Regions from separate parts of the Homo sapiens genome. Here region 1 is linked to region 2. Evidence: chromatin contacts called from ENCODE Hi-C or POLR2A ChIA-PET data. All regions are on one chromosome and are shown on one strand. The core of a region is the stretch at or near the end of the contact, and the rest is flanking DNA. Distances in the headings are between cores, read along the strand shown. Region 1 overlaps ZNF362 (zinc finger protein 362). Region 2 has its middle 37 kb from the start of ZNF362.

Region 1 (2,700 bases), core at 158-2,657, 54 kb before region 2:
GCTTTCAACCTCTTTTCCTGATTCTATGAGCTTGAGAAACCCCTATTGGAATGGTAGCTATAGGGCTTCGGGAGAAAACCCTCAATAAGGACACAATCTAATCTCAATATTTTAAGAAAGAAATTTTAGATGAATTATCTCTTGTGATCTTTACTTGAAAGTAGGCACAAGAGGTATTATTATACCATTTTATCAGTGAAGAAACTGAGGCTCAGAGAGAGGGGAAGGAGGAGACCTGTCCAAGGCCACAAAGCGAAGGTGCCACAGTCAAAACTAGAAATCAGATTTGCTCAAGCTGGTTCCTCTGGGGAATTTGCTTTGCAAACCCTAGTCTTTGGAAGAGCAAATGCCCATATGCAAATGGCTCAATATCTATATGCAAATGTCCTTACCCCTCACTCCCAGCCTGAGGGCCAGTTTGGGTCAGAGCACCCTCCTCAGGTGGCTGGGGCAGCTCCTGCCCTCTATCAGCCCCCCTGCTCCTCCATCCACAGGCACCAAGATGCTCTTCCCTCTGCCCACCAATCCCTTACAGCCCAACACAAGAAGTACTTCCTGCCTGGAGTTCTCCCTGAATGCTCCAGACCCCTGGGACATATCCTTTCCCAGAACAAACTCGAAACAATAATTATGGTGAGGAGGCTGCAAGTTACCAAGTGCCTCTCTTGTGCCAGGCACAATGACACTGAAAGGCAGGTAGGTACTCTTATCATTCCCATTTTATAGCTCAGGAAACTGAATTCAGAGAGGTGGAGTGACTTGTTCAAGGTCACACAGCAAGTAAGCAGAGAGCTGAGATTCCCACTCTAATCTGCCTGACTCTGAAGTCCAGCTCATCAGTCCCTTACGTATTCAGGGGAATGACGCATCCTGACCACAGGCTTGTGAATAAACCCTACCTTAGGATGACACGGCTGCGACCCCACAGGTGAGCACCCGCTCACACAGCAGTCTCAGGACCTGTCCCAACCCTGCTACTGTCCACAGGGGGAAATGTGGAGGGGACCGAGATGTAAAGCCAGGGTAAGGAGGCTCCACGGCTGGGGGCAGGGAGCTTGAGAATTGGATACACCTGTCCTGTTCATCTGGGTATCCCCAGCACCCAGGCCCAGAGGTTATCAATAATGTGAGTTGCATAATGGAATGAATAAATGAAGTAATAATAATCAGAATGACTTTAAAGACAATCCCATACAATTATCTAGCACTGCTCACAGTTTACAAAGCTCTTCTGTGCCCACTGGCATTCTCATCAGAACCTCAGGAGGATGGCAAGCAAGGAAGAATTTTCACCCTGATTTCACGGAGGAAGAAACAAGGGCACCAGGAGGGAGGCACCTTGCTCAGGCCACATGCATGAGAAACAGGAAGCAGCACTGTGATGTGATGCTGGGTGCTAGCTCTCTAAGCCTCAGGTTTCCTCCTCTGTAAAATGGGGTGAAACAGGCTACCCTGCCTCACTCCTGCCCTGGCCCAGGACTCTGCCCACTGCACCTCGCTGCTTCTCAGACAGTTCTGGGAGATCCGTCTTTTCCTCCTCTTCAGTTCAGTTCAATGCCAAGTTCAGAGCCACTACCCTGATCAGGAGGCTATGGGAAGAGGGGGTCTTGCCCAGGGTACCACAGCTGGGATAGAACATCCTGCCACTTATCAGACCCCTGGTCAGGCAGGGGCCACCCTTCACCCTAGATGGGCCCCAGATCACTTAATCTGATCCACACCACCTTTGCCTGATTTCTCTGCATCATTTTCTGGCTGGTTCTAAGTAATTTAATGATTCAGTCAGTGACCCTAGTCCTGGTATCTACCTACTGTGTGACAGGCACAGGGAAGGCAGGGCAGGGGCCAAACATTTCCTGAGCTCTTCCTGCGTGTCAGACACACTGCTAGGTGCTCATCAACAGCATCTCATGTGAGACTCCCAACATGCCTTTGAGGTGGGTATCCCCTGTGCAGCCCTGGGACCTGTACAAGAGGGTGGGCCCTGGTGAGAGGTGAAGGGGTAAGACAGCCAGGGCCAGGCCAAGCCACTCAGACCTTGTCTAAGGGAGGGGCTTGAAGCCAGAAAGAGACATGGCCAGAAGTGTGTTCAGGACAGAGGGACAAGGCAGAAGGACATTCCTGGAAGAGGTCACAGCTTCAGCAAAGGTGTGGAGATGTGAAAGCACAAGGCAGGCTTGGGACAGTGAACAGCACCCAAAGACACCAAAGAGAGCTGCAGACCAGGGAGGTGGGGAGACACAGGGCACTGAATGCCATGCTAAGATGTTGGGTTGGAATGCTGGTGGTGAGAAGGTGGCAGGAAGCATGCTGGGCCAGGGGAGCAGTGAAGCAGAGGGGACTATCTGAGGACCTGGTGAGGGCAGGGGGTGGAGACAGAACAGCCACCCGGGGGTTGAGTGTGCATACCAGAATGGGCAGAGGAAACACGCTGGTGGCCAGGCCTCAAGCACGACAAAAGCCAAGACTCTCTACTGTGAGCCCCAAGACACAGGGCTGATCCTTACAGGGGAGCAAATGTCATTTTGTTTCTCTTATTCTAAAAGGTGAAAAACAGTGGATGGGCGGATGAACGAAACGCCCCTTCCAGAAAACGGCCTGCTGATGGCAGCTGGCCCATCTATCAATCTGTCCATCCATTCATATTGGACAAATCCTCTGGGCCAAACTGGGACCAGCGCTGGGGAACCTGAGCCAACT
Region 2 (2,827 bases), core at 64-2,563:
GCCCACCCCAAACCTGGCTTCAGCCCAAGCCTGCCTGATGGGGGCCCTTCCCAGGATCCCCACCCACAGTCAGGACAGGTCCTGGCCCGTACCTCACTCCTCTGCCTGCGGCTGGGGTTTGCTTAAGCCTCTTACATTCCGGAGGGATTGATAGGATTCCAGAAGCCACACCCACCACCCACTGCCAATCCCAGGGTTAGGAGAGAAACACCGGGTCTTGCCCTCCACGCCTCGGGCTGATGGTCGGCACCCCGCCCCCCAGCACCACCCTTCACATACACACATGGCCCTGTCTCTTCTTCACAGAACAGCACAACTTTAAGGAACCCCAAGGAGCCCTGCCACCCTCTTTCTGCTGACCCTTGCCCTGTCAATCTGATGGGCCACACCCTTCCACATTCCCCACAGAGCATCAACCAGTTTCATTCCTTTCCTCCCTACGAAACCCACAAATTCAAAGAACTTGCCCAGAATTCGTGGCATTAGGAGAACCATGGCTATAGGGTGACCTAACGGTGGCTGAATGTACCCACACCCGCTGGGTTGCTTCACCCAGATTATAGCTCCAAAGACTCTGGGTTCCTGGGACCCCATGTTGGAAAACACTGTTGGACAGATGGGGAAACTGAGGACCAGAGAGCAAAAGGAACTCACCCAAGTCATAGTCAGGCCTGGCTGGGCAGTGGTAGAACCCAGGCCTGCGATGCTGCAAGCCAGACAGACTCCTGAGGCCTGCCCTCAGGACAAATCAGCCACAGATGGCGCCTCCACACCCACAGAGGCACCTTCTGGTGGGTGCATGACATAGTCCAACATGACTGTAGGGGGGTGGGTTTGAAGGAACTGGGGACAAACAGATGGCTCTGCCCTGACTCCCTGACTCCTCAGTGTGGCCTAGGACAAGTGGCTTAACCTCTCTGAGCTTCTGCGTCCACATCTTAAAGTGGAGATCAATCACAAGGTAACTGAGGGTTAGAGGATGTAATGCTTGTAAAGAGTTTAGCAGGAGGCCCAGCATATGGTAAGCAATCTACAAACAGCTGTTATTGCTATCATTATTAATAAAAACAATGGAATAGAAGTCTATAATCCTGCCTTAGCCATGGCACCAGATTGGAGATTGAGGGAAACTCAGGACAGGCCCCCAAACCCCCCACTGCAGAGTCCTGTGACCTTACAACCCCTTCCCTGCCCACCTTTCCTTCCCTACAAAGCCCACAGCCTCCGGGGCCTGGGCCCAGCACTCACCTTCTGCTCCACTGCGCTCTCCCTCTGCTGGCTCTGATGATTCATCCACCCCCAGGCCATAGTCATGCCCATCAGAAACCCATTTTTCCAGTTTCCCCTTCTGAGCCAGGGGCCTCTTCGGCCATGCCTTGTTCCCAGTATAAGGGAGGAGTAGGGGGCCCTGAGCTGGAAAAGGGTATCTAGGGGGAGTTGGGGTAGCAAGGAGGAAGACGGGAAAGGAAGTAAGGACAGAAACAATTTCCTCCCTTGGCTTGAATTAGTCTAGAGCAGCTCTGATCCCTGGGCAGGGATAGACCCAGGTTTTTCAGGTGTGAGAGATGGGGAGAGGTCAGGCTAGAGCTGTGATTTGCCACTGCTGAAAGCATCCTGGAAGTCCCTCCAGCACCTCAAACTCAGCAGAATTCAAGCAGAACTTACCCCATGTCAAAACTGCCCCTACTCCTTGGCTGTCCACACAGTCCCTCAGATAGGAAACCTGGGCATGCCCCGTCTCACCCCTCTCCTGGCCAGCACATCTCACCCACGGCCATGTGCTGGCCTTTTCTGCCTGGGAACACCATATCTTCCTGTTGGGCCCTGCTGCCCATGCTACCTGGTTAGGTCTTCACGAGTCCTCCCCTTCCTCGCTGGGCTCCTGCCCTGCAATCTCCCTCCATACTACCCAGTGAATCTTTCTTAGACACAGAATTAATCAAACATGTGGGCAGGCTTGAGACAGCAGGAGCCAACTTGTCTCTGGTCCGCCGATGAATGAATGGCGGGCAGAGGTTGGGAAGTGGGCTGGGCAGGCCCACTGTGGGCTCACACTCACTGAGCGCCAACCGTACACTTTACCGTCATCATACCCAGTGAAGGTGGGTACCACTGGACCCATTTCACAGATGGGGAAATTGAGGGTACAGAGGTCATGAATGTCACACCCAGCCCCCAGCCAGGAGATGACAGAGTTGGATTTTGAACTCCAGTCTAACTTCAGAGCCTGATTCTCTTCAATGTTTAGAGGTTATCTCTAGAGACTAAGGGGAAATAATTTGTGTTTGGGGCCCTTAAGGGTCAGTGAATCAAGTGGCTTCCTGAGAAAGGAAGGAAGTCTCTTGCGGGGGGGCAGGGGGTGGTGTATGTGTGTGTGTGTGTGTGTGTGTGTGTGTGTGTGTGTGTGTGTGTGTGTATGTCCAGCTCCTGGGCAGACCTGTGCGTCCAGCCTGAAAGTGAATGTTGCTGCCACTGCTGCCCTCCACTGACCAGAGGCAGAACTGTTCCAATCTCTTGGGAATCTGACTTCACAGGGGACTACATTGCCCAACTCCACGGACCCTGAGAAACCAGATGGGTTAAGGTTAAATCCCTAATATACAAAGAGTTCTTAAAAAGCAATAAGAAACAAACAAATTTAATCCAACAGAAAAAAATAGACAAAGGACATAAACAGGCCATTTCACAAAAGAAAACATCCAAATAGCCAATAAGCAGATGATCAATTTCACTAATAACCAAATAAATGATAATAAAAACAATAATGACAAGTTCACCTGTTAGATTACAAATTGACAATGCCTTCTTTTAGAAAGAGTGCTGAGAA

The links. Hi-C counts contacts between places; a loop is a spot of excess contacts on that map. ChIA-PET counts read pairs that join two places held with the same protein, here RNA polymerase II (POLR2A). Pooled maps may share reads with other maps.
Region 1: a map of left ventricle myocardium inferior shows a loop between it and region 2 (1.8-fold over the local background). The contact joins two enhancer-like sites. A Hi-C loop is called at or near these places in 3 of 168 maps with a recorded cell type or tissue (OCI-LY7, cardiac septum and left ventricle myocardium inferior) and 3 of 50 pooled maps. POLR2A ChIA-PET finds 5 or more read pairs at or near these places in 5 of 52 experiments (BJ, MCF 10A, PC-3 and 2 more).

What each region holds. Positions count from the first base shown.
Region 1 is chr1:33,272,343-33,275,042 of GRCh38, reverse strand. All of the region lies in intron 2 of ZNF362 (zinc finger protein 362), which reads right to left. Among named protein-coding and RNA genes, the nearest start is that of ZNF362, 17 kb to the right of the region's middle. Within about 2 kb of position 1,407, at least 2 of the 41 ENCODE cell types and tissues checked have a DNase peak (open chromatin) inside an H3K27ac peak, as active enhancers do.
Region 2 is chr1:33,218,522-33,221,348 of GRCh38, reverse strand. It overlaps a transcript of ZNF362 not described here. Among named protein-coding and RNA genes, the nearest start is that of ZNF362, 37 kb to the left of the region's middle. RefSeq lists enhancers at 422-1,206, 1,341-1,941. Within about 2 kb of position 1,313, at least 5 of the 41 ENCODE cell types and tissues checked have a DNase peak (open chromatin) inside an H3K27ac peak, as active enhancers do.